Regions from separate parts of the Mus musculus genome. Here regions 1 and 2 are each linked to region 3. Evidence: chromatin loops called from intact Hi-C (ENCODE). Cell type or tissue: left cerebral cortex. All regions are shown on one strand. Each heading gives the region's core, and the rest is flanking DNA. Links, peaks and the distances in the headings are about the cores only.

What was found. Hi-C counts contacts between places; a loop is a spot of excess contacts. Peaks named below come from ENCODE experiments on the same cell type or tissue, not always from the same donor. Only the 100,000 strongest peaks of a DNase experiment are listed, where the experiment ranks them.
Region 1: a loop joins it to region 3, with 5 times the contacts of the local background. A loop is called at or near these places in 9 of 42 quality-filtered maps.
Region 2: a loop joins it to region 3, with 2.6 times the contacts of the local background. A loop is called at or near these places in 13 of 42 quality-filtered maps.

The regions. Positions count from the first base shown.
Region 1 is chr3:58,688,650-58,696,070 of GRCm38, forward strand. Siah2 (siah E3 ubiquitin protein ligase 2) reads right to left here and starts at 3,739. Exons shown (of 2, transcript NM_009174.3): 1 at 2,747-3,739. The coding sequence starts at 3,166. 4930593A02Rik (RIKEN cDNA 4930593A02 gene) reads left to right here and starts at 3,940. Exons shown (of 9, transcript NR_045167.1): 1 at 3,940-3,972; 2 at 7,405-7,421. In left cerebral cortex, for the core only: CTCF peaks have their summits at 2,838 and 3,603; DNase peaks (open chromatin) are centred at 2,222, 2,809, 3,525, 4,317 and 2 more places; H3K4me3 peaks cover 3,087 bases; H3K27ac peaks cover 2,268 bases.
Region 2 is chr3:58,780,729-58,788,149 of GRCm38, forward strand. All of the region lies in intron 8 of 4930593A02Rik (RIKEN cDNA 4930593A02 gene), which reads left to right. Among named protein-coding and RNA genes, the nearest start is that of Gm40059, 41 kb to the right of the region's middle. In left cerebral cortex, for the core only: CTCF peaks have their summits at 3,933 (motif pointing left) and 5,339 (motif pointing left); DNase peaks (open chromatin) are centred at 3,069, 3,910 and 5,291.
Region 3 is chr3:58,522,521-58,529,941 of GRCm38, forward strand. Serp1 (stress-associated endoplasmic reticulum protein 1) reads right to left here and starts at 3,364. Exons shown (of 3, transcript NM_030685.3): 1 at 2,890-3,364; 2 at 2,563-2,638; 3 at 1-1,348. The coding sequence starts at 2,973. The coding sequence ends at 1,308. It overlaps Eif2a (eukaryotic translation initiation factor 2A), which reads left to right and starts at 3,301. Exons shown (of 14, transcript NM_001005509.2): 1 at 3,301-3,566. The coding sequence starts at 3,539. In left cerebral cortex, for the core only: a CTCF peak has its summit at 4,038; DNase peaks (open chromatin) are centred at 1,962, 2,530 and 3,404; H3K4me3 peaks cover 2,703 bases; H3K27ac peaks cover 1,275 bases.

The sequences.
Region 1 (7,421 bases), core at 1,325-6,324, 170 kb after region 3:
CTCATCACCCCACAAAGCTCAACTCTAGATGGGTCAAAGACCTCAACATGAAACCAGATACACTGAATCTGATAGAAGAGAAAGTGGGGAATAGCCTTGAGCTCATTGGCACAGGAAAGGAATTTCTAAACAGAACACTGTTAGCATGGGTACTAAGATCAACCCATGGATCTGAAAAGCTTCTGTAAGGCAAAGGACACCGTCATTCAGACAAAATGCAGACGATAGAACTGGGAAAGATTTTCACCAACTCCACGCCTGACAGAGGGCTAATACCTAAACCATATAAAGAATTCAACACACTAGGTGTCAACAAACCAAATAATCCAATTTTTCAAAATGGGATACAGATCTAAACAGAGAATTCTCAACGGGGGAAACGTAAAGTGGCAGAGAAACACCTTAAGAAATGTTTGGCATCCTTAGCCATCAGGGGAATATAAATCAAAATGACTTTGAGATTCTATTTTCTGCCTGTCAGAATGGCTGAGTTCAGTAACACAAGAGACAGCCTCATGCCGGTGAGGATGTGGAATAAGAGGAGCACCCATGCACTGTTGGGAGGAGTGTGAATTCACACAGCCGCAGTGGTAATCAGTGTGGTGGTTCCTCAGGAAGATGGGGATCTACCTCAAGACTCAGCTCTACCACTCTTGGGCACATATCCAAAGGGTGCTTCCTCCTACCGCAGTGACACTCGTTCAGACATGTTCATAATTCCTAGATGTCTCCCTAAAGAAGAATGGATAGAGAACGTGTGGAACGGTTTACACAGTGAGTATTACTCAGTCATTAAGAAGAATGCCATTTGCAGGTAAATAGAATTAGAAAGAGTTTATCCTGAGCGAGGCACAGTGATGGAGGACAGATGCTGACACACAGCATGCACAGGGTCCTCTGGGTGTATATTACGGCTTCCAGAATGGGAGAACAAGTGGGTCTCTGGCTGTGCCTTCTCTGGCTCCTTTCCTTATCGTTACCATTCCTTAGAAGCTTATTCTTTTCTAATGAGAGACAGAAAGGGGGATCAGAATGCAAGGGGAGGTGGGAAGGAACTGGGAGGAGCAGAGGGAGGGGAAATTATAATCAGGTTGTATTATAGGAGGGGGAAAATCTGCTTCCAATAAAAGGGGGCGGCATGAAACTATTTTATCCGAATTGCCCAGATGCAGCACCTGAGTTGAGTGAATTAGTAAGCAGGACCTGGGGTGGGGCTAAAGGCAAGCAAGTTAATAAGCTGACCCTATAGCCTAAACCCTTATTTGAATAAGCTATTTTAATTGGGTTTGTAGCTGGGCAGAAGGCCAAAGTAACTCACTCATTTTACTGACTTGACTATGAAGCCTAAAACGAAAATTTCCAGTGAGCTATTTTTAATTTAAAACAGCTCTTGCCCTAAAAATTAATCACTAAGGAGATAGGCAAGACAAAACAGTCTCAGGTAGAACAATTACTTTCATTAAAAAAAATCTCAGAAATATTAACATTATTCCCACCTATAAGTTCAGAAAATGAACTCCTTGACAGAGGTCTAGGTTAGAAAGAGGCATATAAATGAGACTGTGGGGAGTTTTGTAAGGGTTTCAGTGTTGGCAACAGGATGTTATAGCAGAACCACACAATGTAATGCTATCAGTCATTTAAAATACAGGAGATCAAGTCAAGTTTCAGGTGAGGATATTATTAGTAAACCTGGTTGGCAGAGGAAAAAAAAAACACTATCTCTGTGAGTATTAAAAAAAAGAAGCTTTCAGATATAGACATGCATGATTCCATTAATTTAGCCGTGAGGATGTAAACACAGGTCCTAAACAAACCATTGGAGCCATGGGAATGAGAGCTCGGACTTTGACTTGTGGTTTGCCCACCCCACCCCACCCCCCAGCACAGGCAACTAAATAAAATGCTGTCACTGGAGAGAGAACTAATAACGCTCTTAAGTGTCTGCGTTGAGTCCTTGTGGACTCGAGTTCATCGCAGTTAGTCAAACAAACAAACCAAAACAAAAACCAAACAGCAGCTACAACTTCTGAGTCCTCCGCAAGTCTGGGAAGCTGAGAGAAGGCGTGGCTTGCTGGGTTTTCTGGGCTCCCGTGCTAAGCAGGCAGTATCCGCTTCCCCTTACAAAGCGCTCTCTCAAGTGCTCCAGATCTTGGGCACTGGGTCCAGGAGGAATCCAGGACCGTTCTCGCCAAGCTCAGCGCTGGAAACCGTCCGCTTCCTTCCTCCACAATCTCCACTGCCAGCTTCCCTGTTCACATTAAGCTGCCCAGGCTTTATAGAGCACACCCCTGCGGTGGACGCGGCGGCACTTGGCTGGGAGAGCTGGGATGCTTCTAAACCGTCATCAAGTGCCAACTTATCTACAGTCAGTGCTCCGGCAAACGTCAACCCTAGTTGCTAGTTCCCAAAATGGACAGGTTGGCCTGGAAACAATAGACAAGGTACACACACGTACACACCGGAGACAGAGAGAGTGCGCCAGAGAGAGAGAGAGAGAGAGAGAGAGAGAGAGAGAGAGAGAGAGAGAGAGAGAGAGAGAGAGAGAGAGAGAGAGGGAGGAGAGAGAGAGAGACAGACAGAGAGAGAGAGAGAGAGAGAGAGAGAGAGAGAGGAGAGGAGAAAGACAGACAGACAGATGGAAACAGTGAAATGCCATTCGCCTCTTAGGGCCTTCAAGTGCGCTGGAGGGCACCGGAACTCTGGAAGGTTCCTTGGCAGATCTGCGGATGGTGGCTGGACTTACCTTACAGGGAAACAGAACTGCCGAGGCGACCTTCTCCATAGCCAGGTTCCTGATGCTGGGCGTTAGGGCGCCCCTGCACGTCGGGCAGCAGCTTAACTTCTGGCGGCATTGGTTACACACCAGGTGCCCGGCCTGGCACTGCAGAATGGGGGGCAGGACATAGTCAAAGCAGACCGGGCACTCGAAGAGCGAGGTCAGCTCGTGGTGCTGCGGGGACACCGGGTCGGCCCCGCCGCCGGCTCCGGGGCCTGAGATCACCGCTGCCGCGGCGGGCACCGCGGACGAGCCGGGGCCCGCTGCCGAGATGGTGGCGGCGGCCGGGGGCGCAGCCGGGGACGGGGCGTGCGGGGTCTGAGGCGGCGGCGGCTGCTTGCTGCAGGGTTTGTTAGCGCTGGGGCCGGTGGAGGACGGGCGGCTCATCGCGCTCCGAGCCCACCATGGACCTGCGGGCGTCTGCCTGCCGCGGGGCCGCCCGGGTTAAGGCGGTGCGCGCCCCGCGGGTGGCGGGCTCCGGGGCAACGCCACGGCGCCCAGCCCGGGGGACCCAGCGCGGACCCGACCGGCACCGGGAGGGCGGGGACCGGACCGCGCCGATCCTCTCGGCGGCACCCGGATGGTCGTCGCTCTCGGGGCTCGCGGCCGTGCGGTGCCCTCCTCCGGCGGCGTTCTGGTGCGCAGAGCCCTGGCCCACTCGCTTCAGGAGCGGCAGCTGACGCAAGCCCCGGGGGCGCGCGCGGACGTGACGCTAAGACACGTGTGCGGCCGACCCGGCACTCAGGGACTGGCAGAGCCACCCTGCGGCCCGCGCAGCTCCGCCCGACCCAGCTGGCAGCGCCCGAGCGGTTTCCTCGCTGGGAGCCCTTGAATGAGTCGATCGCCGCCGCGTGGGGTCGCTTCTCTGCGACAGTGGAAGCCGGCAGCCCAGGGAAAGGACGTAGCCCGAGTCTCCCGACCCTTCCCAGGGGACCTACGCCGACCCGCACCGACTCCAGCTAGAAGGGCAACTGCTGGCCCGGCGTGGGCGTGGAGGGCGCGCGAGTGCGCCGGGGGCGGGGCGGGGCTGGGCGGGGCGGGGGGCGGGGCTCGGAATCCCACGTTTCTTTTAGCCATTGACGCGCTGGAGCAGCTGGCGATCAGGCTACTCGGCCGGTAGCTTGACACGCGGGGGCGGGACCCGGAGTCGGGCGGGAGCCGCGCGAAGGCCTCGGGTGTGGCCCGGCAGTTAGGTACGAGGGTGGGCTCTTCAGTGGTTGGGACCTTAACGCTAGGTTTTCCTTCGAAAGCCCACTGGCGAAAGCTTCTTGGAATTGGCCGCCTCTGATTGAGAGAACCTGAACCTCTTTGACAACTCTGACTCGATGGAGAATTAAAACCTCCAAGGAATACCATACACGTGGGTTGGGTTTGTGAGGCCCCAAATGACAGGAGACCCTCTGGTGCCTGAGTCCTTAACGTCTAGTCCTGGTCCAAACCTTAGGCTTTTAGCTTACTTACCTGGGGCTTTGGGAAGAAGGAAATGGGTGAGGTCAACCTACCCCTTACCAACCCTCAGCTTGACAGGATTGGTGCTGGATTCTTCCTGAGTTGTCTTTGTACACCCGACATATGGAAAGTCTCTAAGATCCCCATCTTAGAGGTGTAAAAGGCACCCACGGGAGCTGGAGGGACGCCTCAACATACTACTCTTAGAGGACCAGACTTTGGTCCCCAGCACCCACAACTGCCTGTAACCCCAGCTCCAGGGGATCTGATACCATTTGGTACCAGTACACATTATATACACACATGCCCATAAATAAAAATAAACCTTAAGTGTGGTGGGGGTGGGACAGGGGACATCTACAGCCTACCTTCCGGTCTAGCAATAAGAGAACTCTCCGAGGGTTCCCCTAGTCTCAGTAAAACTTATTTCCAGGTACTCTTCACCATTCAGAACCCCAGAATTAGAGAGCGCCTGAGAGTTTGGAGTGAACCGTATAATGGACATACCCTGCACACAATTGCTATGGCAAGCGTTTTATGCCTGAACTGATGACACTGGAATTGGAAAAAGCTAGTATTGATACTCTTTGTAGGAAAACAGAGATTAGTCAGGATAGGGTAAAATAGTGCCCTGTGACTTCGAGCGAAATTCTTTTTAATATCCTGACTTAGTTTGTGACTGTCTTGTGTGCACACGTGGAGGTCAGAGGACAGGTTTGTGGGAGTCGACTTTCTCAAGTTGGCAGGCTTGATGCAGGCACCACTACCCTCCTGAGCCACCTTCCTGGCTCCAGTCTCCTACTCTGTAAAAGTGAATTTAAACAATTTGAGTTTCTCTGTGCCATTCTTGTAGAACCTCATCCATCATAGCCACCTTGTAAATGATAGCCGTAGTTTAAAAATAACAGTGAATATTTATTATTAGAGTCAATGAATAGAATCTGCTCAAAGAAAAAAAAACAAAGTTAAATTTTGTAATCTAGAAAGACTTCATGAGTAACTGGGTTATCTAAAGTTGTAGAGAAAAACTTAGTGATACATGCCACCTAATCACCCTGCAAATATTCCCTTTGTGTATGCCAGCCACTGTCCTGAGAAGAGTTCTTACTCATTTAAATTCTAGGACAGAAGCAGGAGTGGTAAACCGCTCAGGCAGGGCAAAGGATCTCCGAGGTTTGGGAAATGTCCAGACTGCAGGCCTATAAACTCAGCTCCTTAGGGGTGCTGAGTGAGAAGGATGCTAAACTCAAAGGCTACCTGAGTTACAAAGTGACTTCAAGGCCGGCATGAACAACTTAGTGATACTGTCTACAGTTGAAAAGAAAGGCTAGGGGTGTAGCTTAGTGGCATGGTGTTTGTCTGGCTTATGCAAGGTCTTAGGTTCAATTCCTAGTAATTCGAAAAGGGAAAAGAATACAGTGGGGGTTTGGGGGGTGGAAAGACTGTGAAAAGTGGATGCACACAGAGGATGTATTACAGATGGACTGGCACTTGGTGTGTGTAGTGGGAGTGTTACATACACTAGCTATGTATGAAACTAGTATATGGACAGCTAACAAAGGAATAAGGCATCTGCCTCCGATTCACCTTGGGTTTTGTTTTTGTTTTTTCAAGACAGGGTTTCTCTGTGTAGCCCTGGCTGTCCAAGAACTCACTCAGTAGACCAGGCTGGCCTCGAACTCAGAAATCTGCCTGCCTCTGCCTCCCAAGTGCTGGGATGAAAGGGGTGTGCCACCACTGACCAGCTCACTGTGGCCTTTTTTTTTTTTTTTAAAGCCCTGTAATATACTGAACTTGAACTTCTAGATTGGTGCTATGGGGACTATAAAATAGTATTTATTGAGCACCCACTATATGGGTAAAATGGGTTTTTAGATTTCCAGGCACGTCATAGGGTGGATACTATGGTTATAGTCGAGGAAACAGAGGCATAGGGAGTTTGGTTTGCTCAGATTCACAGAGCCAAGATGGCTGGAACCTGCTCCAGAGCTCGTATCTTATCTGACTCCTACTTTGCTAAGATGAGGTGATTAGCTCACTCACCATAAAAAGAAATCAGCTCCAGAGACCATAATGAAGTGCTGCCCTGTGTAGGCAGTCGTCATTCATTCTTAGCTGGTCTGAACAGGAAAGTATTCTGTTTATTCATTGTTCACCTCTGTTGGGCACACACAAAAAATGGTAGGAAATAAAAGCACCCACGGTCTCACCTTTATTGGAGAGAATATATATATATATATTCAAGTTAGAACCCTAGCAGTTGGAATTTATGACAGACTGCATTCCCTTGTCTCTCTGACCTCTGTCCTCTGTCAGAGACTCCCCATTTCCAGAGTTTGAGAATGTTTGCTGCAGAAGTGGGGTCTTTGCTTTGGCCATACTGACAAGTTCTAGCAGGTTCTGATATTTCAAAATGAAGTATGGTTTCAGAGGCTGCTGAAAAAGAAAAGAAAAGAAAAGAAAAGAAAAGAAAAGAAAAAGAAAAGACCCTAAAACAAAAGCAAACAAAAAACCCAGGAAAAATAATTCTTCACTAAGTGAATTTGGTTACTAAAGCTACAACTCTTACCCTGGCAGATGACTCACCTGGTGTAGAGAATCGCTTCCTTCTAAAGCTTGGTACTCCTGATTAAATCGGCCAGGGTAGTTAGAAACAAAGCAAATGAGAGGTGTCGGGGCAGTTGCTGACAGTGGAGAAGAGGACAGGCCTGCTGGCACATCACTAACCTCCCATGCTGTTAGACTGGACTTTCCAGCCACATTTCTCCTCCCTAAGGGGCTTGGATGAGAGAGGGAGCCTTTCTGCTTTGTGAGTCTGAACTCCTCATTTCCGTGGAGAACATTTAGCTTCGAGCTGCTGCTCAGTGAGTGTGCAGATGGGTGCTGTGTGCAGAACTGACTTGTTTGAGATTTATTTGCCCTGGGGAACGTGGTCGTTCCTGGGCCTAGGCTTAATGGGTGACTTCTGGGCTTCAGGGAGAGGGGGTGAGCCCTCCCTTTTGCAATCTCTGGATTCACGACTCATTTTCTTCATCTGGATGAGAGGTTAAACTCCTCTCGCCCACTGAATTTTCGATGGCCTGTCAAGCAGATGGTTCTCTCTACCCAGCTCCTGCTCTGTGCTCTTATTTTGTTTGTTTTTAATCATAACAAACACACTTGTTTTATTTTTATAGGTGTTTTCCCTGCATGT
Region 2 (7,421 bases), core at 1,156-6,155, 260 kb after region 3:
TGATTTCCTAAAAGAATCAAGTCTTTGTTCCATTGATTCTTTGTAATGTTCTCTTTGTTTTCACTTTATTGATTTCAGCCCTAGGCTTGATTATTTCTTTGCATCTACTTCTTTTGGGTGTGATTTCTTCTTTAAATTCTAGAGCCTTTAGGTGTGCTGTTAAGTTGCTGGTATGAGATCACTCCATTTTCTTTATGTAGGCACTTAGTGCTGTGAACTTGCATCTTAGAGCAGCCTTAATTGTGTCTGATAAGTTTGGGTATGTTGTGCATTCATTTTCATTCAATTCTGGAAAGTCTTTAATTCCTTTCTTGACCCATTTTTCATTCAGTAGAAAATTGTTCAGTTTCCATGAGTTTTGTAAGTTTTCTGCTGTTTCTGTTGTTACTGATATCAAGATTTAATCTGTGGTGGTCTGATAGGTGCATGGTGTTATTTCAATTTTCTTGTATCTGTTGGAGCTTGCTTTAGATCTGAGTATGTGGTCAATTTTTAGGGGAAAAATATCTCATGAGATTCAGAGAAGAAGGTGTATTTTGTACTTGGGTGAAATATTCTCCAAATATCTGTTAGGTCCATTTGGTTCATAACATCTGTAAGCTCTAACATTTCTCTGTTTATTTTTTGTCTCTATGACCTGTCTATTGGTGAGATTGGGGTTTTGAAGTCTCCCACTATCGGTGTCCAGTGTCAAAATGTAATTTAAGCTACTGTAGTGTTTCTTTGACAAACTTGGGTGCCTTTGTACTTGGGACAAAGATATTATGAATTGCAATATCTTCTTAGTGGACTTTTGCTTTGATGAATATGTAGTGGCCTTTCCTATCTCTTCTGATTAGTTTGAGTTTAAAGTCTATTTTGTTAGATATTAAAATGGCCACACTAGCTTTCTTTTTAGGCCCATTTGCTTGGAATATCTTTCCAACCCTTTAACCTGAGATACTGTCTATTTTTTGATGTGGACGTGTGGTTTTTGGATGCAGCAGAAGGATAGCTACTGTTTTTGTATCCATTCTGTTAGTCTCTGTCTTTTTATTGGGAAATTGAGACCAGACCGCTGGTGGTCTCAATGGCCAATGATTGTTGATTCCTGTTATTTTGTTGGTGGTGTTGACTGTGTGTATGTGTTTTCCTTCTTTTGACTTTGCTGGTCTGAGGTTATTTATTCCCTGTGTTTTCATGGTTGTAGTTAACCTCTTTAGACTGGAGTTTTCCTTCAAGAAATTCTTATAGGGCTGGATTTGTAAATGTTGCGTAAGTCTGGATTTATCATAGAGTGTTTTATTTTCTCTCTCTATGGTGACTGAAAGTTTTGATGGGTATAGGTATCTGGGCTGGTATCTATGGTCTCAGAGTCTGCAGCACATCTCTTCAGGCCCTTCTGGCTTTTAGAGTCTCCATTGAGAAGTCAAGTGTAATGCTAATAAGTCGGACTTTATTTGTTACTTGGTTTTTTTTTTTTTTTTTTTTTCCTCTCAGTGTTTACTTTTCCTTCTTTTGCTTGGTAGGTTTAGCATTTTGATTATTATGTGGCAAGGGGACTTTCTTTTCTGATCTAATCTATTCCATGTTTTATATTCTTGTACTTTTATCTCCTTTCTTCTATGATTTTGTTGAAAATATTTTTCTGTGCTTTTGACTTGTATTTCTCCTCCTCCTTCTCCTCCTTCTCCTCCTCCTTCTTCTTCTCCTCCCTCTATTCCTATTATTTTTAAAGTTGGTCTTTTCATAGTGTCTCAGATTTCTAGGATATTTTGTATCAGAAAGTTTTTAGATGTAGCATTTTTCTTTGTTTATTCTATGTACCCTCAACGACTGAGATTCTCTCTTCCATCTCTTGTGTTTTGTTGGTGAAACAGGCCTTGGCAGATTCCTGTTTGAATTCCTAAATTTCTCATTTCTAGAATTCCTCAGTTAGGGGTTTCTTATTGATTGCACTTTTATTTTCTGGTCTTGAATAGTTTTATTTGCTTTTTATGTTTGTTTTCTTGGACTTATTTAAAGGGCTTATTCATTTCTTCCTACTGTTTTTTGTTTTGTTTGATTTTTTTTTGGATTGCTCTATTCATTTCTCCTTTAAGGGATCCTATCATCTACATACAGGCTGTTTTCAGTCTTTTTCTGTTTGTCAGGTATATTGGAATATCCTGGGCTGGCTGTGGTAGCAGTGTTGGGCTCTACTGGAAGACATATTGCTCCTAGTATTATTGTGTTTTTACAGTGGCATCTGAGCATCTGGGATGTGTATGATTACAGGTCTAGGTGATTTCTGGTTTTGCCTTTGTTTCATAGATGCTTTGTTCCTTGGTTTCTGTTTCCTCTCTGGATTTTAAGAGAATGTGGTGGCTGCGTATTGCCTTGTAGGACATTTTCTATGGACCTAATAGTTGTGGAAGTTTCAGGTCACATGTGCTTTAGGGTATTAGGAGATGACACTTATGGGACTAGGCTCCAGAAAGGTTTACAGAGGGAGGGAGAGTGAAGTGTTCAATCAGGATCTATTTATTTGATCTCCTTGCAAAGGGGATAGACAGTGAAGAGAAGTTCTGTTCCCATGCTGGTGTTGAGACTAGTGGATTGAATCTGTATCCTTGACCTGCTCAGCAGGCATGTGCTCAGGAATGGCTGCTAGCATTGGAGGCTGGGAACATGGGAGGAGAAGATCTTTGTGATCTCCTTGGGATGGGTTCAGAGGGTAAAGGGAGACCACAGCAGGGTGTGAGACTGTGGGGTTAGAGACTGGAGGAGAGGTAGGAAAGGTGAAGATTGCAGATTGGCTACCTGTTCTCCTGACAGGACTTGCCTTTGGGCTAGCTGGAGGTGGTGAGGCTGCTGGCACTAGGGGCTAGAATAAAGCAATGAGTTTGGCAGGGAGGTTGTTGTGTTTTATAAAAAGAAAGAGAAAGAAGGAATATGTTTGGTGGAGGCTCAGTATGGTGTGGGGGAAAGGAGATGCCAGGAAATGCCTCCGTGGGCCCACGCCGAGGCTTCCCGTCCCCCCTGAGAGACCAGCCACAGGATGGCATAGTATGGAATAGAGTTTATTCTGAGCATGGGGAGGGGAGTTGAGTGGGTAGTAGAGACAGAAAAGGGCAGAGAGAAAGGGAGTAGAGGCAGGCTATGAGCATGTGGAAAGCACGTGGAGAAAGGTGGGGGGATGGGGAGAGAGTGTAAGGAGCAGGAGCAAGAGGAGAAGAGAAAGGAGTAGGAGCAAGAGAGCAAGAGAGAGAGGAGTGGGCAAGCAGCCCTTTATATAGTAAGTCAGGTACACCGGGCTGTTGCCAGGTAACTGTGGGGCGGAGCCTAGACTAACTGCCAACAGAGGTGAAAGGGGAGGGTCTGTGGGATCCACAAGAGCTGTGGGCAGGTAGAAGGAGAGGGAAGGCTGCAGCAGGTGGAGGGTTGCAGCGCTGGGACTGGGCATGGAGGGCCTGAGGGAGAGAAGATCTGCAATCTACCTGGTTCCCTGGCAAGGGTGGCTTGTGTAGCAGGGAATGCTTGCAGGGTTTGAGTCTCAGCCCAGTTTTAGAATGTCATGATCAACTCCCAAAGAGACCATAACCAGTTCCAATCCTCCCCCCACACCACATTTCTGCCCTTTCTCCAACCTTAGGAAACAGCCAATCATTGTTTATCCTCTACCTTTGTCTGTTATAGTAATTTAATATATACTAGCTTGTATGATGTGTGGTCTTTCACTTGGCATACTTTTTCAAGGTCATCTATGGGATAGCCAACTACAATGTGGTCATCTACATATGTTATTCCTTTTTATTTCAGAAAATATTCTATTGCATGGGTTTATTGTATTTTAAAAATGCATTTAGTGTGTGTGTATGTCTGTGTGTGTGTAACTTGCTCACCTTTACCTAGATAATTATACTTGATAATCCGATTGAAAATACCACTCTCATAGCACCACCTTGTGGACAGCACTGAAAACACTTTCTTCGTCGTTCAGTTACCGAAGGAAAGAAAATGACACAAAGTTTTGTGGAAGTTTAGCATATACCATCCACCCCAAGTCCTTTTTTGGAAAGATATATGAGATGAATATTTTAAATATGATTAAACTGTAGAGATGAGGGTATGTCTCAGTTGGCAGAGTGCTCGCTTAGCATCCATGAAACACCGGGTCAAATCTCCAACTCTATAAACCAGGCTTGGTGGTACTTGTCTGTAATCCCCACAGTCAGGAGGCAAAGGCACGAGGAGCAGAACCTCAAGGCCAGCCTCAGCTACAGAGAGTTCAAGGCCAGCCTGGATGGGATCCATAAGACCCTATGCCTCATAAATAAGTAAGTTACTAAAGTAATTGGAACTCGATAATCTGAAAATAATGGGTTGAATCTAAACCTGGTCCTCTCTGATTTTTAACACAATCACTTACTAAAACTACCTGTTATTTAGATTGTGTCTGGTGACCACTAATGGTGCCTTAGGGATGTGCGACAGGATGCATTTCTGCAATCTGTTTTTTCATTTATTCTCCTGAAGTCGGGCTTTTTTTTTTCCCTTGAGTGGTAGGGATGGAATGCGATGTGAGACAAATGTTCCACCACTGACCCACACCCCGGATGGACACACAGACTAGTAGCAAGCCAGATGGAAACACCTAGAAGTGTACCACTGCTGCACTTGGGCTTTTCTGACCTCCTCTAGGGTCTGGGCTGTTTGTTTCCACCGTGACTTCTCTTTCACTAGTGCTTGTGTTCTGCTGCTCAGACTGACTCCTGTGGGTTTTTGGGAAGCCTTTCCCCCCACGTAAAATCAGCCTCCCCTTTCTCCTCTCTAAGTTCCTTTTTTCTCTCCTCCTCCTCTCTCCCTCTCTCTCCTCGCTCTCTTTTTCTCTCCCTTGTCTTTCCCTCTCTCCCTTTCCTCTTTCCCAAAGAATGTCAGACCAGAATATTTACAAATGTAAACTTAAACAATTACCATGCTGGAAATGCCTATATTTTATATAAGGTCTGTTTGTCCTCTGAGAGGTCCCTTAGAGGTCTTACATCATGCAAGTTCCTTTGATTTTTATCATGTCCCTCAGCATTGGTTCAGGCCCTGTGAAGTCCAAACTAACTCTAGCCAGTGGGAAGAGAGTCTCCCTCTCCCCTCTGCTCTCTACATACCTACCTTTTCCTCCCTCTTTTTAGCGAGGGAACAAAGTCAGTCTCCGGTAACTGCCCTCAATCTGCTCATATCATCCTCAGCCACACAGTCCTGACAACCATCCAGCTAGTCTCTGCACGCACTCTGGGCTCTTGCCAGTCTGTTTTCACACCAAGGCATTTGTTCAAAATGCAAATCCTGCCAGGCCTATTAAAATCCTTCTAGATCCTCGCGCCCCCTAGTGTAGAATGCCATGTGGTGCCTTGCCTGCCAGTCCAGCTGTTTCTCACCCTCTCTGCACCTTGTTCTCTGCACATCGGTCCTGTTGGCTTCTCCTTTGTTCTGGCAAACCCTCCACAGAGCGTCATACCCACTCGTTCGTCATCCAGCTCGTCACCCAGTTACCTCTGCTCAGCCTAAGCTGACTTCTTAGGAGATGCCTTATCCCAGTTTTTAAAATAAGATTGGCATACCACACTCCCTCCCTTCTAAACACTAACCTCAGTTTTCAGTTTCGAATCAGTGTGGTGGGTTTTCGACTCATGCCATCGTTTCAGGAAAGCATAAACCCCACGAGACGTAGGAGGCGGCTGGTACACGGAAGGAAATGGCCCCTATAGATCCATATTATACACTTGACCCCCAGTTGGGGGCGCTATTTGGGGGAGGTTCTGGAAACTGGGAAATTGCATCAAGGTGGAGGAAGATCACTGACCATGTATCCTTGAAGCTGTGTACTTCCCTGACCCCTTCTAATATCCTGTCCATCTTGATATGAACTTCTCTGTTCGGCTTTAGCTTCCTTACCGTGCTGGAAACCTATGAGACAATGAGCAAAAAAAAAAAAAAAAAAAAAAAAAAAAAAAAAAAAAAAAAAAGAATTCCTTAAGCTGTTTTCAGATATTTTGGTCAAAAATGACACGGAGACTAGAAAAATTGAATGAATGAATGAATGAATGAATGGTAATGTCTCATAGTAATTATGACAGTTGATAATATATACTTATTGTTTCTTATTTATGTTCAAGGTAAGGTTAGGTCCAGGTGTGACTAAAAGTTCTATGATCTGGACAGGGCAATGCAAGTCTCATCCAGTTGCTTTGGGCTGTTTCTGAAAGATGAGGAACCCCACACCTGCCTGCCCCTTGCCTAGTACTATCTGGTCTAGTGACATCAGTAAGCTTAAACTTAAAGAATTGTTTCCATGTTTCTCCTCTGATAGTGTACTATTATTCTGAGTGACATACTAGTCTAGGTTTGTCTTAGGGTTTATAGAGCTGTGATAAAACATCATGACCAAAAGCAACCTGAGGATGAAAGGGTTTATTTTAATTCACAGCTTGAAATCTATCATCAAGAAGTCCAAGCAGTAACTGGAGCAGCAGCCTGGAAGGAAGCAGGAGCCCATGCAGAGGCTACGGAGGAGTGATGCGTACTGGCTTGCTCCCCATGGCTTGTTCAGCCAGCTTTCAAATAGCACTCAGGACTACCTGTCCAGGGACTGCACCACCCACAATGGGCTGGGCCATCCCACATCAATCAATAATGAAGAGAATGCACTAATAAGCTGTGTACAGGGAAGCCTAGAGAGACATTTTCTTAATTAAGAATCCCTCTTCCCAAGTGACTCCAGCTTGTGTCAAACTTGTGTCAAAGTGATGCAAAACTAGACAGAGCAAAGTTGATATTTCAAAAAATAAATACCTCTATCTTCTCATCTTCCCGTCTGCACTTAAAGGTGCAGTCAGCTTAGGTCACTATTCAGACAGAGTAATATATTCAACTCCGTGCAAATAGCCTTTCCTGTGTTTGAGGAGCTGATGGGAGAAAATAATAGTCATTTCCTTCAAAACACAACTTTAAAGGTAAACCAGTAGTCCAGAAAACGGACAGCTTGCGGGAAAGGTTGGAAGTCCCGAGTCAATGTGCTGTTGATGTCGGCATGGTCACGGGAAAATGGCAAAGCCTTTACCCCACTTAGGCTGAGGTTCGGAGGGATGGTGAGGTCTTTCTTTGGTGGCTGGGCAAATGTCAATAGGGCAGAAAATGTCTGTTCTAGTTTTTCTGCCCAGATATTTATGGCCTGAGGAAAGCTCTTCTCCAGAGTCTGCCCCTACCTTGATTGGCTAAATCTGTCTCCTTGACCAGCTGTATAACCAAAACCCTACCTCCTTGTTTATAAGTAAGTAACAGCCCTGCCTCCTTGTGCCGCTGTGTGCTCTAACCCACCTCTCTGTTCTGCGGGATACAGTAAACACACTAAGTTTCTCTACTTCAGTGGCTTCTCCATCAGAGAGCCCGTCCACCCACCCCAGCTC
Region 3 (7,421 bases), core at 1,480-6,479:
GGGATCCAAAGCCCTGTGAGGTTTACACTGCTCTCAGAACAGGGGCAAGTTTCCCTTCTGTTCCTTTGAAAACAGCGTATTTCAAAAGAGATCTCCTGAGGCAAATAACAAAGCAAACATAAGCAGGCTTCTCTCCATTCATAAACAGATATTGCTTGGTGTCTGCACCAAGTTCTGGCTAAGTGCATAAATAGGACTAATTGTAGTTTTCAATAGTACCAGAAAATGTCAAACCTGCCTCATTACTCTCACCCTTACTATTAGTAAAAAGAAAATGATCAATCACAACCTACGAAGTCATACAAAGGAAGACTAGACTGATCCTCATCAGTAAATTCATTTCATTCCAAATGCTCATTTAGATCGATAGACCTAGAACCCTAAGGGCATTTCAATCAAAACTTTAGTTGATGTGCCTTTTTGGTATTAAAAGTGCAATTAACATGCTAAGATATCATATGGCACACGGGACTCCACATGTTTCGACAAGGCATTTAGTTCTTGTCTTTCTCCGTATCTACACAGTAAACCCTTTGATAATTCTGATCAGTATGACATCAGCAAACCATCTCTAATTTCATTTCACCATGATAGCTTTTAGTGGAACTGCAATCACTTTGATTAAGTTAGAAAATGTTCAATCCAGGCTCGAATGGGACCCTAGGTGACTATACTTACTCATGCAAAATTCAAGGCTGTGTAACAGAAACATTATCATTAGAAACAGATGCAGCTGTAAGCATCTTTACTTACAATATGCCCTAGAAGCTTTTAAAAAGTTTTAGGTGACAATGATTGTGGTAAAACTAAGCCGTGTAGGTGACCATTTAAAAGCACCTTATTATAGGACAGTTACATGTCCCTATAATGGAGTGTGCTTTCCAATTCAAGAGTAAAAAGGGCATAGCTATAGAAAACCATAAGATTCCAAAATTTAAGCTAATTGCATTTACACATTAGGGTTAACAAAATCTATACCCTGTCTACACAGATTTAATCTAATTAGTCATGTTTTAATAACCATATAAAACTCATTCTGTACTGAATAAGTATGGTCTACTACTGGAACTTAATAATCAAATTTTATTGCTTTATTCATGTGGTGCTTTTGCAAGGCACTGTGGCATGGACTAGCAAACCTGGAATGACTCTTGAAGACACCTTGGAATGACACATGAAGGCGGATATGAAAAGTCATTCTGAGGCAGGCCGATTTACTCAATGGTTTTTAACTAGGGCATCGAACATCAGGAATGAGTTCAAGTTAAAATTCACAGGAGAATGGAAAGATCTCAAGGTCAGTCACTTCACATGCCCATCCTGATACTTTGAATAATCTGGAAAATTGCTGTGAAGAGAAAGAGCAAATATTAAAACAAGTTGAAGAAAACAGGCCTCTCAACTAAAAGTCATCTATTTACAGCAGCTGCAGACTCCAGCGTGATCGTACAGTCAGTTACAAATGCTAATCTAACTTTACGCTAATAAAAAAGTGAAGCAGGTTTATCATAATTAAACAATTCAATGCCTTGAAGTGATTATTATCTCGTGGTACTGGGGATGGGACCCGGGGAGGGCCTGATGCATGATAGGTAAATACGCTGCAGCTGAGCTTCACATCGAACTCAAATTATTTCCTTAATTGCAGCTCCTTGACTTTTACCTATAAGATGTACAAGAGATATTCCAGATGTGAAATTATTTTAGCAATAACTTGAAAGCACCAAAACAAACACGTTTTTCCTACTATTAATTTATTTCCAACATATCCTTAAAGGCCTGGTTTCCTAACACATGCACATTTCTTCATTCTCACACAGCTGAAATTCAATAATCTTTTTGTGTTACATAAACTGGTTGGCTCTTGGCCACATATCAAGAAAGCTTCCGGTTGTTAAGTTTAGAAAAAAGGCAAAGTGAAATGTTAAATGAAAATCTCAGGAACTGTAGAATGCGGCAAATAAAAGCATCTGTCTCAATAACAGCAGCTTGTCTATTAAAGCAGCAGGCAGAGCAGGAGGACAGTCTGTAATACATCCATCCGCAGGGGCAAGAGTCTATCATCTTAAAACCAGGCTGTCTTAATAACTAATCTTACCTGAAAACACTTGTCTCATACATTAAATATCCCAGCAGGTATGTTTCCTCTACAGAAAATCAATTCTTTGTACTACCCTTACTTTATATACTTAGTTTTTGACATAGAGACCTTAGGTACTGGTATCGTTCAGTCCTGTTCTAGTATCCAGATGTTCACGATGTTCGCTAAGTTTTTTGCAACACTATCGATAATAAAGTTACAATGCAAATCAGAGATATTTGGTGCTTAATTTCTTCTAAGGGATCATTAGGAAGATCTAATTTCTCTCTCTCTCTCTTTTTGATCTTCAATGAGCATAAATCAAGGTAAGAGAAATTTCTGGGGCACCACCCTCTGTGGTACAAGTTATCCAGTTCACTAGAAACAATTCTCTTAGCAGGTGGGTTGAGAACCACGCGGGTAGGTAGGACTCGCCACTCATCCACGTCATTCCAAACCGCGAGAGCCCCCCAAACACTTACCAGAGCCACAGACAACAAAAATGAAGAGGGCCAATAACCAGGGTCCTACCGACGCCTTTTCTTCGGGGGCATTTCTCTGCAAAAAGAAAAAACCCGGTTTCAAATGCAGAGAAAGCACTCTCGGATCCCGGGCTCCCAAGGCCTGCACCCCAGGCCAGGTGGCCGGCCGGCCGACTCACAGATCTCTCCCCCCACCCCAGATTCCACCGCAGCGGGAGTCCGGAGTCAGGCGGGTCTGGGGAGAACTCGCCGCGGCCCCGGCCGGGCGCGGGGCGCGGGCCTCGGCTCCCGGCCACGACATGGAGCGGGGTGCCCACTTTCCCTTACCGAGGTCTTAGCGACGTTGCCGCGCTGAGTTATGTTCTTGCTGTGCTTCTCGTTGGCCATACGGATCCTCTGCTTGGCGACCATTTTCGCAGCGCCACCTGCCCCAAGAACCTCTCGGACTCGCTCGCTCGCCGGTCCCGGGCCACCGGGAGGGAGGCTCGGCTCTGATCGCGGTGCCTACGCCGTCTACAGCCACTGGGCCGGGACGCGGAGCGCTGGAACACCGGCAGCCGCCGATCGCGGCGGTCTGAGCAGCCTTTGGGGCGGCGTGCCGGGGAGAGCGGGCCGCAGGGCCGAGAGGCAAGAGTCCAACCACCGGACAGTGCAACCGGCAACCTCGAACTAGTTCGGGTTCGGCTGCCAACGTCAGCACTGGGCAGACCCCGCCCCGCGGAAGTGTGGACTCCGCCCGCTCCGGAGAGGGAGGGCGAGCGCCGGCCGCCACCGCAGCCAGGCTCTTCCCCGCTCCGGAAAACGAGGAGCCAGAGCTGCGCGTGCGCGCTCGGGAACCAGACGTGGATTGGCCCCGAGGCTGGCGGCGCCGGAAACACCGACTCGCAGACTTTGCGCTTGGGGAGACGTGTAGAGGCCGGGTTCGGCCTTTCTTGAACTCTCACCCCAGCGCGTGGGTTTCTCTTTCCGGGACAAGATGGCGCCGTCCACACCGCTGTTGACAGGTGAGTTCCAAAAGAGCGAGAGACTCTTCCTTTACGGTGATTTCTTTCTGTGTCTTCGCGCTGGAGAATTCCTTAGCAAGCCTTGGAAGTCCGTCTTGCCTTTCCTCCTGGAAGGACCAAACTGTCTTTTAGTTTATTTGGTAATAGCATCCCAATGGGAAGTGAAGTCTCCGTCCCCAGTAGTCCCTCCTCCCAGTTATCCATCCATCGTTCTTCATCTTCCATAGGAATAGACAGGTAACAGAAAGTATTAGTTTGATGTGTGACCTGTGGTCTGCAATGCCGGGTGTTGCTTGGACCCTTCTTAATAGAAGAAACAAGACTCTTCACACCGAATTCATCTGAACTTAAGTATTATTAAAAATTATATGCTCCCTTATTGTTATGAGGTTTGTGGGAGTTGATAGGGAGCAAGACATTGCTAGTGTAGGTTAGGTTTCATGCTGAAGATGTGGCTTAAGGTGGCGACAGTGAGCAGGATAATGATAGTCTAATGTTTTCGATTGAAACAGCTGTGAGACAGTATTTAAGAAGTAGAACATGAGAAGACGCTAGGAATTTAAAGCTGACACATATTGTGGTGCTTAAACAACAACAACAAACTTGGACAACACTGGGAAAGGTGCTATACTATGTTATGGCTTGGGTATGTAAGTTTGAATAAACAAAAGATTCAAGTAGAAAAGAAGTGGGAAAGAAAAAAATCGTTGATAACAATGTAAGAAGAAAGATAGCATCATTAGGACGAATGTCTTATTTTTGAGAATTGGAAGTTATGTCCTCCTGAGACACGGCAAAGCTTTTATACTTCTGCCAGTCTAGGAATATACATTTTTAAGAGCCATGCTTATCCTGTTCAGATAGACTATCATAATTTATTCGCCAGATAGTTATGAGGTGCTAGTTGCAATCTTCTAAACACTGCCAGATAGTTGAGATTGTTTTCTTTTGTTTAGATTATTTATTTATTTATTTATGCGTCTGTATCTGAGCGTGTGCACAGGAGTACAGGCCTTAAGAGGCCCAGAAGAGGGTGTGGGCTTCCCTGGGGCTGGAGTTAGAGTTGTGAGCCTCACCTTAGATGAGTGCTGAGAACTCTATTTATTTCTTCTTAAGAGAAGCAAGTACTCTTAATGCTGAGCCATCCTCCAGCCCCCTGACACTATTTAAATGGCATAATTATGTAATTCAATAAATTGCTTCTCTGTTACTTAAAAGCTTTACTACTAAATGAATATTTGAATTCGACCTAAAAATTAGTACATTAAAAAGGGATTGAAGTTCTGCCCTTTTGAGACAGTGTGAAGTCCATCCTGTTCAGCCCAGCATACGGATCACTATAATCTTAGTGGCACTAACCTTACTGCATTGGCATCGCGGCTTATTTTGTGTTCCATCAGTACTGAGTTGTTAAAGCCCTTTAAGTTCTTCTTCAGAATTATCCTCTTCTTTCTGTTGACTTGGCAAGCTACTTCCAAGCAATTTACCACACTTTCTGCACGGGCACGGTCGCTTTCTGAGCTATTTTTCACTCTTTTTTTTATGTATCACAAAGGAAATGCTCTATTTGTTCAACTATTTTCCTTCCCTGCTAGACTGCTAAATTATGATGTTTGGGGTAAAGTCTTATTCATCCTTGCCTTTTCAGTACCTAATGCAGAACCTACTAAATAGTAGACACTAAACATAGGAGAATTAACTCATGAAGAATAGATTGTATATAATCAAATTAACAAAGTAACAATTTTTTTCACAGGATTCTAGATTAGAGCCTTTGTTCTGACACTCTCTCATAGTATCATATTCTTAGATGCCCAAAGATTACTTGGCCAAATTTACATTACATATTTGCAGGGTTAGGATTATACCCAGGTATTCCATGGTCTATTTTCTACCAATAAAATATACTGTTTACTCTTTTAAACATTCTTTGTTTTAAGTTTTTAAATTCCTAAATCCTTAAATCTTACTTAATGTATACTTACTAGATCTATAGATCTGTGAATAATTGTTTATTGTTATAACTCTAAGTCGGAAATGAGAAAAGACCAAAACATGTGAAACTTGAGTTTTTAAACACTTGTTCTAAAAAGCTTTAGTGTTGATAAATTTAAGTATTTACATAACACTCCCCCCACCCCCAAATCTATTTCTGTATTTCCTGGTTCTTGCTTTTCTTTTATTAAAGGAGACAGATTTATCCTCAGGCAGATATTCAACCAGCTTAGTGACTCTAAAGAAAAGAGCTTTTCTTTGTTTGACCAGCATTCCCAACAGAAATCTCAGGCTCTTTCCTTTAGAGAGTGTGGCTGATACAGGTCTTATTTTTCCTCTTGTTGCTGTTTTTTTCTTACCAGTGTTATTTTGGAGTTTACTTTCTTCCCTAGTATGAAATAATAGATCTTAAATACAAATTGTGAGAAACCCCTTTTGGTGTCTAGAACATTCTGAGTTCCCATAATGTTGGCAGAAATGAACAAGACAGAGAATCTGTGCTGCCAATTAAAAGTGTCACTAGAGCTGGGGGAGGCTGCTAAAATACCGGTGGTTGAAGTGAGGTAAGAACAAGCTCCCCTCTTCTTTGTCCATCAGTGGAAGACCATGGACTTGGGTTAGCAGTGACAGCTTGATCACATTCACGTTTTATAGTTACGTAGCGGCGGCCTTATTAGGACTGTACTGACAGTTTGCCATTCTATTCTAGATTGGTATATAAATTCTAAGAAAGGTCGTAGTGTGTTAGATTCTGCTATACCTTTGTGGCCATGGCCTTAACACTGGCTAAATTTCTACATAATGTATAACTAAGGTATGATCTCAATAAACTCCCTCATTTGAAAATTTTATTTGTGGCTTATCCTTCTAGTGTTTGTTAAACATGTAACATGTATGATAGCCTTTAATGCCAGCACTTGAGGGCAGAGGTAGTCAGATTTCTGTGAGTTCAAGGTCAATCTGGTCTACTTAAGAAATTTCCAGGCCAGCAAAAGCTACATAATGAGATATTGATTTTTTTTAATTAATTCTAGCATTAAGACAATGTGGCCTATTCTAAATTGTAATGTATGTTATATACATTGCAGCAGTTGGATTGATTGGTGCTGAGAAATGCTACTACTGTTTTACCTGTGTGGTAGCTTTAATGCTGTAAAGAATAGAACTTGAGGGCTATAGAGGTAACTCCATGGTAGGTATACATCCCTTAAGGTATATAAGGTTAATTAGTACACACACACAAAGGGAAAGGGTAAAACGATAACAGTGAGTTTATAATGTATCTACATTACTTACCCTGAGCATGGTAGCTCTTAGGAGGGAGATCGCTGAGTTCCAGGACAGCCTGGACTACTTAGAGAGTTCTAGTCCTGCTGGGGCTACCTACATCATGAGGCCTTGTCTCAAAAAAAAAAAAAAAAAAAAAAAAAAAAATTACAAAACTTAAGTTTTAAAATCTAGGACATATTTTGTCACAGAACATTTTACAAGTATCATTATAGCTTTTTAAATATTTTGAGCATTTGATTTAAATTATAGCAGTAGATCAAACTGGCCTCAAACTCTATGTCTCTGCATCAGCCACCTCAGTATTGGAGTGCTATGTGAGCGCTACCACACCCAACTAGAAATCATCCTGAAAACAGTAGTAAAGTCCTTTTAATCCCTAACACTTAGCATATAGTGAAGGCACACATCAAATAGTCTGTAAGCCGTTGTGTACAGAGTCTCTTGTTTGAAATGTACAAAGCAGCTTGCTAGACTCCATCCTATTGTCTAACAAACTTAGAGTCTTAATGTGCTTGCGTACTTGTTTTCTGTTGTTAAACTGGCAACTCCATAAAGACGTAGATTTTCATT